Linked DNA regions of Homo sapiens: all the other regions are linked to region 3. The links are chromatin contacts, found by Hi-C or POLR2A ChIA-PET in ENCODE. All regions are on one chromosome and are shown on one strand. The core of a region is the stretch at or near the end of the contact, and the rest is flanking DNA. Distances in the headings are between cores, read along the strand shown.

Evidence for each region. A loop is a pair of places that touch in the nucleus more often than their neighbours do. ChIA-PET counts read pairs that join two places held with the same protein, here RNA polymerase II (POLR2A). Pooled maps may share reads with other maps.
Region 1: a map of CD8-positive, alpha-beta T cell shows a loop between it and region 3 (6-fold over the local background). The contact joins the promoter of PUM1 here to the promoter of TAF12-DT in region 3. A Hi-C loop is called at or near these places in 1 of 168 maps with a recorded cell type or tissue (CD8-positive, alpha-beta T cell) and 8 of 50 pooled maps. POLR2A ChIA-PET finds 5 or more read pairs at or near these places in 2 of 52 experiments (activated CD4-positive, alpha-beta T cell and activated T-cell).
Region 2: a pooled map shows a loop between it and region 3 (8-fold over the local background). The contact joins the enhancer-like site here to the promoter of TAF12-DT in region 3. A Hi-C loop is called at or near these places in 1 of 50 pooled maps. POLR2A ChIA-PET finds 5 or more read pairs at or near these places in 3 of 52 experiments (B cell, activated CD4-positive, alpha-beta T cell and activated naive CD4-positive, alpha-beta T cell).

Annotation. Positions count from the first base shown.
Region 1 is chr1:31,064,307-31,067,664 of GRCh38, reverse strand. PUM1 (pumilio RNA binding family member 1) reads left to right here and starts at 1,948. Exons shown (of 22, transcript NM_001020658.2): 1 at 1,948-2,049. RefSeq lists a silencer at 1,642-1,861 and enhancers at 1,190-2,104, 1,972-2,291.
Region 2 is chr1:26,498,912-26,502,795 of GRCh38, reverse strand. No RefSeq gene overlaps it. Among named protein-coding and RNA genes, the nearest start is that of HMGN2, 28 kb to the right of the region's middle. RefSeq lists enhancers at 1,293-1,352, 766-1,423, 1,383-1,452 and silencers at 1,633-2,122, 2,333-2,512. Within about 2 kb of position 2,180, at least 38 of the 41 ENCODE cell types and tissues checked have a DNase peak (open chromatin) inside an H3K27ac peak, as active enhancers do; they include B cell, where a contact is called at or near this core.
Region 3 is chr1:28,641,236-28,645,096 of GRCh38, reverse strand. TAF12-DT (TAF12 divergent transcript) reads right to left here and starts at 1,841. Exons shown (of 2, transcript NR_146730.1): 1 at 1,334-1,841. TAF12 (TATA-box binding protein associated factor 12) reads left to right here and starts at 2,030. Exons shown (of 6, transcript NM_005644.4): 1 at 2,030-2,105. RefSeq lists a silencer at 186-480.

The DNA.
Region 1 (3,358 bases), core at 699-3,198, 2.4 Mb before region 3:
GCGCCCAGCCCATTTCGGATTTTTAGAAATTGATTACAGATTTTATTTATTTATTTATTTGATACAGGGCCTCTTTCTGTCTCCTAGGCTGGAATGTAGTGGCCCAATCATAGCTCATTGCAGCTCAATTCCTGGGCTCAAGGGAATTCTCCTGCTTTAGCTCCCAAGTAGCTAGGACTACAGATGTGTGCCACCATGCCCAGATAATTTTTAACTTTTTGTAGAGACGAGGCCTCACTATGTTGCCCAGCCTGGTCTCAAACTGCTGGCCTCAACCAATTCTACCACCTCTGCCTCCCAAAGTGCTGGGATTACAGGTGTGAGCCACCCCACCAGGACCCTGATGGGAGAAATTTTGCATTTATCATGATGATCAACCATTTCCTTATCATGTGTATTGCAAATATATATATATGTATATATACGTATATATATGTTTATATATGTATATATGTGTATATATGTATATATGTATATATGTGTATATATGTATATATGTGTATATATATGTATATATGTATATATACATATATGTGTATATATATATATTTTTTTTCTTGAGACGGAGTCTTGCTCTGTCATCAGGCTGGAGTGCAGTGGCACAATATTGGCTCACTGCAACCTCTGCCTCCTGGGTTCAAGTGATTCTCCTGCCTCAGCCTCCCCAGTAGCTGGGACCACAGGCGCCCGCCACCACTCCCGGCTAATTTTTTTGTATTTTTAGTAGAGACGGGGTTTCACCATGTTGGCCAGGATGGTCTTGATCTCTTGACCTCATGATCCACCCGCCTCGGCCTCCCAAAGTGCTGGGATTACAGGCATGAGCCATCGCGCCTGGCCGTGTACTGCAAATATTTTTTATCCATTTGTTCTACTTTGTTGATGGCATCTCTTCTCGTACAGATGTTTATATTTCTTTCAATATTTTCTTTTATGATCTTTTGACTTTGATTCATGAGTATAAACATTTTCCCTCCTCCAATTATAGAGCTTCTCCCCATATCTTCTTCTGGTCTTTTACAGTATTGCGATTTGTCTGTTTTCAATCTATTTTTTTTTTTTTTTTGAGACGGAGCCTCTCCGTGTCGCCCAGGCTCAAGTGCAGTGGCGCGATCTCTGCTCACTGCAAGCTCCGCCTCCCAGGTTCAGGCCATTCTCCTGCCTCAGCCTCCCGAGTAGCTGGGACTACAGGTGCCCGCCACCACGCCCGGCTAATTTTTTTGTATTTTTAGTAGAGACAGGGTTTCACCATGTTAGCCAGGATGGTCTCGATCTCCTGACCTCATGATCCGCCCGCCTCAGCCTCCCAAAGTCCAGGGATTACAGGCGTGAGCCACCGCGCCCGGCCTTCAATCTATTTTGAGTTTAGTTTGAGACAGTAAGACTAAAAGCACTTAACATACATTATTCCACTTAATCCTCCAGGCCATTCTGTTAAGTGGGGGTTATTTTCTTCTTCATTGTACAAATGTGGAAATGGAGGCAGGTCGATTTAAATAAGGCCGCAGAGCTAGAAAGCTGCAGAGAAGGGGTTTGAACCCTGCACCTCTGGGGCCAGGGCAGTGCGGGTGGCCGTCCGCGAACCCTGCTAGCTGTGGTGCTCGGGGGCAAGCTTCCGAGGGCGCGGCGGGCGCGAGGAGCGCGTCCGAGACTCGGTGGAGCGTCACCGGCGCAACCCCGCGTGCCCAGCTCCAGGCCGTGTTCTCCCAGGTGCGGGCCGGCGGGACCCCGCCTTCGGCCCTGGCGGCGCGCGCTCGCCTAGCGGGCGGGCACTCGCGCGCAGCGTTTGTGTTGCCTGCGAGTTTCCCGAGTTCACACAGGCCCTGGGTTGGCATGGCAACCAGGCAACCTGTTCCAGAGCCGCCAGCCTTCTCCGCACATGCCGCTGCCACCGCCGGGGCCGGGGCCGGAGCCTATCCCAGGATGCACCGCGCCAACCCAGTCCCCAGTGGGCCGCCATGTTGTCGGAGTGAAAGGTAAGGGGGAGCGAGAGCGCCAGAGAGAGAAGATCGGGGGGCTGAAATCCATCTTCATCCTACCGCTCCGCCCGTGAGTATCCGCACCCCACCGGCCCCAAACGCTGCTCCGGACCCCTAACGAGCAGATTGTCCCTTCATATTGGTGTTTGAGAGTGGTTGTGGGGGTGAGAAGGGCTTTGGAAAAGCCGCCGGGGCCCTGGCTGAGGCTTCTCACTCGCTGTTCCTCGTACATGTTTTGGAGTCAGCAGCAAGGCCCCTATTGTTATCAAAGGAGGGAGGGGGTGGGGAGCGGGGTCGAAGCTAGGAAAATGCTGGGGGTTTAGGCCCGAGCCCAGGGCGTAGACGTGCCTCTACATTTTTGCCTGGCCCTGTTGGGAACCACCGAAGATTGATGTTGCCATTCGGGTTGCTTTTTTTGATGGGTTTGCGAAGCCCCGAGTCTTCTGTGTGGCCATGAAGTGTAATTCTGTGCCACCCCGATTTCTTCGACTTCTTGAGCTTCCGTGGCAGCGCCGGAGGAGGAGGAACAATAAATCGCTTTAGAAGCAGCCGTGGCCCTTGTCCACAGGCGAGATTCACCGTGGGGGAACTTTGCGAGCCTTAAATGTGGAGAAGTGGCGATCAGGAAGTTTCAGAATGCTTTTTAGGCTCCTGGGTTGCTGTGGCCTTTTGTTTCCGTGTGAGCTTGTGTTTTTGGTGGGTTCTTCCTTTTTGAGCCTCCCGGTGTTGGTGTCTCTCTTCACTCAAAGAGGGGTTCACCCCTTGCTAGTAGGAAAATCTAGATACACAATACTAGTTTTAGTCCTCACAAACATGCTTGGTAAACATAGATCATTTGTTTTACTTGTCAGTACCATTCCCACGTCAAGTGAGGAATACACTCCTGTAACTTTTCCCTCCTATAGCCCCCCCCCCCCCCCCCGCTGAAAAAACAAAGCCAGAAACCCACACACAGCATTACCAGAGAAGGCTTTATTCTCCCGTAACTTAGATTGTTACCTTTTATTGTTCAATTAAGAAAACACTGTTCTCAGCCCTCGATACCATTTTGCTCAATTCCTGTTATTACTGGGATTAATTAAGAATAAGATTTTATGAAGCTTTTCCTGGGTTCTGTTTTAAAGTCAGTTAACTTCTGAAACAATAGGCTTAGCATTTTGTTTCTTGAAAGCACCTAAAAACTTACTAAGACAGGCCCAACCCCAAGAAATGTGGCTTCCGATGCAGTTTTCGTAAGCAAAATAAACATTTTGACCCTTTGCTAATTTTAACTTTATAAAACACTGGGGGGCTGTTGATTCTTTATCTGGGCTCTTGGGAAACGCTCTCCGGATTCTGAACTTTGAGTTAGTGTTTTGCTTTAGCGACAATTGAATTCA
Region 2 (3,884 bases), core at 931-3,430, 2.1 Mb after region 3:
TTATATGACTATAATGAGGGACTGGAAAAGAGCTGGTGGCAACAGGAGAATGAGATGGAGAAAGGTAGCCCTTACAGGATAGGGAGGAGGAAACGCAGTGCATTCGGGGTAGAGGGCACAGAATGAGCAAGGCTAGGGAGGCTATTCTATTCTCATAAAAGGAAAAATAAACAAAATGTATAAAACCAATCCCTTTCTCCCTACTTGCACGCGCGTGCACACACACACACACCCCCAATCCAACTCCAAAAAGCACTGCAAAAAAGCAAAAGCCTTTACCAAAGTTCTCGGGAGGACATTGCAAAGGGGTTACACAGCACATCTCACAGCAAGATGTTCATTCATTCATTTCTTAGAGACAGGGTCTCTGTCACCCAGGATAGAGTGGCTGCTCACTGCAGCCTCGACCTCCTGGGCTCAAGTGATCCTCCCACCCCAGCCTCCGGAGTAGCTGGGACTACAGGCGGATGACAGCACCTGGCAAATTTTGTTTATATTTTGTAGAGACAGGGTCTCTCAGTGTTGCCCAGACTGGACTCAAACTCCTGGCCTCAAGCAATCCCTCTGCCTCAGGCTCCCAAAATGTTGCTATTGCAGGCATGAGCCACACACAGAGCCCGGCAGAGATGTCCTTTCTTTTTTTTTTTTTTCCTTTTCTGTTTTCTCTGTCGCCCAGGCTGGAGTGCAGTGGCACGATCTTGATCTTGGTGGCTCACTGTAACCTCTGCCTCCCAGGTTCAAGCGAGTCTCCTGCCTCAGCCTCCCCAGCAGTTAGGATTACAGGCGCGCGTTTCCACGCCTGGCTAATTTGTTGTATTTTTGGCAGAGACGGGGTCTTGCTATGTTGCCCAGGCTGGTCTCGAACCCCTGGCCTCAAGCAATCCGCCCACCTCGGCCTCCCAAAGTGCTGGGATTACAGTTGTGCCTGGCCACTTTTACATAAAAAAAACTTTTCTGAGGGAAAAACAGGCAGGAAGAATTTCCAGGTATTTCCAGGCCGAATGGCAAAACAAGATATGACAGAAAAAAAAAGGGCCCCAAGGACTCTGCACCTCGGTCCTATCCCTGTGCAGTTTGAGCTCTTCAGCCCTCAAAGTGCCCTTCTGGCCACCACCTGGTCCTCTTTTGCAAAGACTGCACGAGAAAGGAGCCAGCCGAGGTGCCCTCAGGTCCAAGCCCTTGTGACCTGGAGCTCTTTCTCCATGTGGCTTGAGGTCCCAAGGTTTCCCCAATGCCAAATCCTTTTGAAACTGAATATGAAGGAGGGGCTCTGAGGGACCCCCATCGCTTTGCCAGGTTTTCAGAGCGCGGCCCACCCTGCAGTTGTGGAGAGAGGGAGTCGTCGCGGAGTTCCCAAACCGCTGAAGGGCAGACCTGGACCGTTCCTGGAATGTGGGAAATGAGTGCGACGGCATACTGGGGCTGCATCAGCCCGTCTCTAGAAAAACCATCGCCTCCAGATCTGGCCCCCAGATTGAGTCCCAGGATTTCCGGGCTGGTTCCAAGAACCTGATCCGGAAAATGGGCGCGGTTCCTGTCTCCTCCCCCTTCCCCTCGGGCCGGTTGGGCACAGTACTTAGGACCCAAATCTGGACCTAATGCCAAGGCCGCCCATCCAGCGCCCAGACTCAGCTGGCCTTGCGCTCCCTGAAGCCACTCGCGGGTACTGGGGACGCCCCTCCCCGTCCCGCGGCCCCTACCCCCACTTCCGCGTAGTCCCGGCTCCCGTCACCCCGCGCGCGCCCCGCGGGAACCCGAGCCCGCCGACCCCGCCCTTCCAGGCCCCGCCCCCGGTGACGCCCCGCCCCGGCACGTGCGCGCGCGTGGTCTGCCAGCTTCTCTGGCCCTGCAAGGCGACCCCTAAGCGCAATGTCCGGGACCCGCGGTCAGAGGGCCGGAGTGAGGGTGGCAGCGCTCAGGGAAGGAGGCGGAGGCAGAGGCCTCTTTCTTCCCCCGAGGTGGAGAGGGCCCCGGGTCGGAGGAGCGAGGGCCGCACCGCTGGAGCCCACTCCCGCCTCCTTCCCCACGGGCCGGCGCACTTGGGAGCTGGACAGGACGCTCTTCCTGGGCTCGGAGCAGGCGCGGGCCCGGGTTGAGCCGAGCCTGAGCAGGGGCAGGCTCTAGCTGGCGGCTGGCCAGATGCCCTCCAGGTGCGCAGCGCGTGACCTGCGGCAGGGCGGGGCGGCCCCACGAGAGTTCTTCGAGGGTGGCGGGCGAGTCACGTGAGCAGGGGTTGGGGTCCGCCGGATAATGGGGGATGCGGGAGCCCGCTGGAGGAGTGGAGGGGCGCCTTGGGGAACGGCGGTTAAGCCCCAGCGACGCTCCTGGCCTGGATGTCGGGCCGTATCCTTGTCGAGGCTGGGGAGCTGGGCCGAGGAGCCCCATCCCGCGGGCGCCGCCTCCCAGGTGGGGCGCGGAGCTCGGCTCTGCGCCGCCACCGTGTGGCCGAAGGGGGCAGCGCCTGCTTGGTGCCAGGAGGCTCCTCGGGGCTGACGGCGGGGACTCGCACGAGGCACCGAGGAGCCTCTGGCGATCGGCTTTCGATACCCTGCCCCCTTCCGAGCTAGGGTCCAGGAGTGGGGTTGAGGTTGCCATGGCGACGGGTGCGCGGGCTGGTATCTTCCTCTGGCTGCTGTGGGGCCGGGGCGTGGACACCCAGCATCTGCCCTCACCCTGCTCACTGAATCACCTTGGTGTGGACGAGGATTATCCTTCCCAAAAGCAGCCAGGCCTCCCAACAACCAACCAGCTTTTTTTGTTTTGTTATTTTTTTAAAAAAAAATAGAGATAGGGTCTCGCTCTGTTGGCCAGGCTGTCCTCCCAAAGTGCTGGGGTTACAGGCATAAGCCCCCGCGCGCAGCCCCAGCTTTCTTTTTTTTCTTTTTGCTGGAGTTAAGCAGTATGATCTCGGCTCGCTGCAACTTCCGCCTCCAAGGTTCAAGCCGTTCTCCTGCCTCAGCCTCCCAAGTAGCTGGGACTACAGGCACGAGACACCACGCCTGGCTAATTTTTGTATTTTTAGTAGAGACGGGGTTTTGCCAAGGCGAGGCCAAGGCAGGTGGATCACGAGGTCAGGAGTTCAAGACCAGCCTGGCCAACATGGTGAAACCCCATCTCTACTAAAAATACAACAATTAGCCAGGCGTGGTGGTGCGCACCTGTAGTCTCAGTTACTCGGGAGGCTGAGGCAGGAGAATTGCTTGAATCCGGGAGGCAGAGGTTGCAGTGAGTCCATATCATGCCACTGCACTCCAGTCTGGGCGACAGAGCAAGACTGTCTCAAAAAAAAAAAAAAAAAAATACCTAGGGCCCCCAGCTGTAGTCATGTCCCATTCTGGAAAACACTACCATAGGGAATTACTGGAAGTACCCTGGGGAGGTAGGATGAAGCCACTGTTGGTTGAGCAAGGTTGTCTGTGTATCAAGTAAGGAGGCTTGCTGCTTTTCATAATTCTTTCTGAGCCCCAGATCTATCAGCATATCTGATCTTAACCTTCCCTGCTGGCAACACTTCGGTGACTCCCAGTTCTCTTCCAGACAAAGAGCAAATGTCTTAACATGGCCCGCAAGGCCCTTTGGGATCTTGAGATAGGTCCACCATGGCTCCACTGGGCTGGTGAATGAGGGAATGAGATAGGAGAACCAAGAAACAGGGAGGACTTCCTGGAGGAAGTGACATTTGAGCTGAAATCTCACCAATTTATGTGCGAGAACCAGGTGATGGTGGTGAAGCGCTTTCTAGGGAGAAGGAACAGCGTGTAAACAGTTCCTGAGACAGGAGGAAACCTTGTGCATGTGACCACCTGAAAGAGGCCTGAAGAAGAAACCGGAGGAATCTGCAGAGGCCAGATCCTGAGTGCCTGGCGCATCACAGACTGTGATTT
Region 3 (3,861 bases), core at 592-3,091:
TCCACTGCAGTCCGGCCTGGGTGAAACAGCGAGACTCCGTCTCAAAAAAAAAAAAAAGAAAATTCATCTACTTGGGAAGCTGAGGTGGAGGAGGATCGCTTGAACACAGGAGTTTGAGGCTGTAGTGAACTATGATTGTGCCACTGCACTCTAGCCCTGGTGACAGAGTGAGACCCTGTATCATTTAACAATCGCCATAATTTCACCGTTCTTCCAACACCTTCCCATTGCATACTGAATATAATCTCAAGTCCCCATCATAGTCTAGGCTAAAAGGTCCAGACTATAACAAACCCCTGCCTACCTCTCCAAACTCATTGTCTTTCCCGGTTACCAAAGCTCCAGCCACCTTGGCCATCTTGGTCCTTGAGTAAGTGTTTTCCTTACTGAAGACCATGGCTCAGGCCATCAGCCAGCTAGATAAGTCTGGCTTATTCCAGTATTCTCTTCTATCACCCTTTTGTGCAGTTGCTAATGGTCTGTTTCCCACTCTAGGTTGCAAACTTTCTAAGGACAGAGATCATCCGTCTTAGCCACCAGTTATGTACTCAGCACATAGCAAAAGGCTTGTCACACAATGAGACTCAAACACTTGTCAAATGAACGTATATACATTCAACCTGGGTCTTAAAAAAGATGTATAGGCATTCAACAACAAAAAGTGGTATGCCGGACCCTAAAAAGAATGGAGAGCAGTGGCAAGGAAATAAGGCTAGGAATACAGCTTAGAGCCCAATGTTCATGAGGACTTGAATCTGAGAATTTGGATTGGGTGGCAGTGTAGAGGGTGGACTGGGAACGTGGTAGGATGAGGATTAGGAAGATATAAAGACAGGGCAGGATGCCGCACCAATCTGGGCACCTCTTCCTAATTTCTATGTGGCTCACTCTGGCCTGTCACAGCTCTTTATACAATTTTTGGTGTGTTTGTGGGTTCTTCTCCATCTTACTGTGAACCTTACAGATGCTGGAATTGGGTCTTACTTGCATGCCTAACATTCCAGCATACAGTAAAAAATAACAGCTGTTCTCTTTTTTTTTTTTTTGAGACAGAGTCTCGCTCTGTCGCCCAGGCTGGAGTGCAGTGGCGCGATCTCGGCTCACTGCAACCTCCGCCCCTCCAGGTTTAAGCAGTTCTCTGCGTCAGCCTCCGGAGTAGCTGCGATTACAGGCGCATGCCACCACGCCCGGCTAATTTTTTGTATTTTTAGTAGAGACGGGGTTTCACCATCTTGGCCAGACTGGTCTTGAACTCTTGACCTCGTGATCCACCCTCCTCGGCCTCCCAAAGTGCTGGGATTACAGGCGTGAGCCACATAACAGCAGTTCTCACCAAGCATCTGACAGCCGAAAAACTGAAAGCATTAGAGAATGCTACAGGACAGGCTTTGGCTTAGTAGTGAGTTCTGAGTTCAAGCTGAGGCTCTGCACTTATTAGCTAGAACTTTGCTTAATCTCTCACAGGTCTCCTCTAAATGATTAAATGGCGTAACGGAGGTAAGCGGATTAGCACAATTCCCGGCAAACAGTAAGCACTCAATTGTTACTACTGAATTGCCAGTTCACAGGCACAACCAACCGATCTCTCTCATCTCCTGGTTCCTCTGTTGCCAACTTCCTCGTTGAGGTCCAACAGGATACCTGTGGGGTAATGTGTCCCAGATGATATCCCAGTCCTGACACCAAGACAAAGGCACCAACCAAAAATGGCGACCTCAAAGCCATCCGAGGGCGTCAATTACCCGTCATGCTACCGATAGATAAATAAGCAGCGTCGGGAAGAAAAGCTAGTGAAGGATTCTTAACGCCGGGTTGGAATACGCAGAGCTCGCTCATGCTGCCACTCAACCACAAGCAGTTAAAAGCGCAAGCTGCAGGGTGTACCTACACACAGCTCAATATCGCCACCACGTGTCGGAGGGCAGTCTGCGCCTGCGCAAGCGAGGCGCGCGCCCGCCGGCCGGAAGAGCCGCGCGTTTCCGGGTTGGAGGCGGGGAGCGGTGCCGGAAGTAGTCGGGGAGGGCCGCGCAGTCGGACCGGCTGCTGAGACGAACGCTTCACTGGGGCAGTCTCTGCATATCATGGGGAGATAGACGCTGCTGCCTGTGAGTCTTGGGCCCTGGCAGTTGAGGAACAAGAGCGGGAGGAGGGAGTCAGGACCCAGACCTACAGTGGGTCAGTGTTCGAAGGACCAGGTTGTGGACGAGACGGGGCTGTGAGGATTCAGGCTCTTGGGAAGGGACTGACTGAGAGGATCAGGCTCGGAGAAGACGCGGCTGTGGGGACCCGGGCTCTAAGACGGGACTTAGGGAACGGGGACGGATGCGAGTTCTCCGGCATCTGAGGGAAAGTGGTCTGAGAGGAGCAGGATTATGAGGACCCGCACTCCTACGAGGAAAGGGTCAGAAAGGAACGGGGCGTGAAGACACAGGCTCCGGAGAGGTAAAAGTGGAGCGGTGAGGACTTGGGCTCCTAAGAGGCAGAAGCGGGACAGTGAAGACCCGGGCTCCTAAGGATTCAGAAACGGGGCAGCGAAGACTTAGGTTCCTGAGGGGCAGAAGCAGACAGAGAAAACTTGAGTTTGGAAGGGAACAGAAGCGGGCAGTGAAGACTGGGGCTTCTTTGGGGACGGGATCCGGGCTTTGAGACTCCGAGTTCCTGAGTCTCGGAACAGGGCTGTGAGTACCCAAGCTCCTAAAAGCCTTGGATCTAAGGGACCATGGATATGAGATCAGCCTACAAAGTAAAGGGAAAGGGTTTGGAAAAGATTTAGTGATCCATTTTTTCACAGTATTCCCTGAACCCAGAGAGATAAAGGACGTATTCAGGGGAAGACAACTTCTCCTTCGCACTGCCTACTTGGCTCTTGGCAAGCTTTTCTTGTGTCAGATACTCAATCTAGGAAGCCCATATGCAAACATCTTCATTTTCTGCTTCATTCTTGGGAATCAGATGTGAAGTTGAAAACAGTTGGAACTCAGTTATGTACTTGATAAGTGCTTTAAATCCCATTCCACTCAACCCTGAATGAGCACAGATCTCTGCATCTCAAATAAAAGAATGTCAGTGATGGAAGAGTCCCAAAAGATCATCTTTTAAAAACTCCTATTTTACATTTAAGAAGGCTAAGGTTCAAAGAGGCTTAGGATTACAGTGAGGCAATGGTTAGTTAGATCATAATTTTAATACAGTACCCTTCTGTGCGTAGCAAATGAGATGCTTGGTTAATGTTCCTTAAATGCTTCTAGAATCTTTGCTTTATCTTCAAACTCAGGAGGGAATTTTTTTTTTTTTTTTTTTTTTGAGACAGGTTCTCTCTCTGTCGCCCAGTCTGAAGTGCAGCGGCTCAGTCTTGGCCCCGTGCACCTCCAACCTCCTAGGCTCAAGCAGTCTTCCCACCTATACCTCCTGAGTAGCTGGAACTACGGGCGTGTGCCACCACGCCCTGCTAATTTTTAAATTTTTTGTAGAAACAGGGTCTCACTATATTGCCCAGGCTGGTCTCAAACTCCTAAGCTCAAGTGATCCTCCCACCTTGGCCTCCCAAAGTGCTGGGATTACAGGCATGAGTCACCTCACCCCCCTTGCAGTTTTTGTTTTTGTTTTGTTTTGTTTTGTTTTTTTGAGACAGAGTCACCCAGGCTGGAGTGCAGTGGCACGATCTCGGCTCACTGCAATCTCTGCTTCCCCAGTTCAAACGATTCTCCTGCCTCAGCCTCTCAAGTAGCTGGAATTACAGGTGTGTGCCACAATGCCCGGCTACTTTTTGTATTTTTAGTAGAGACAGGTTTTTGCCATGTTGGCCAGGCTGTGTTTCGAACTCCTGATCTCAAGTGATCCGCCCGCCTCAGCCTCCCGAAG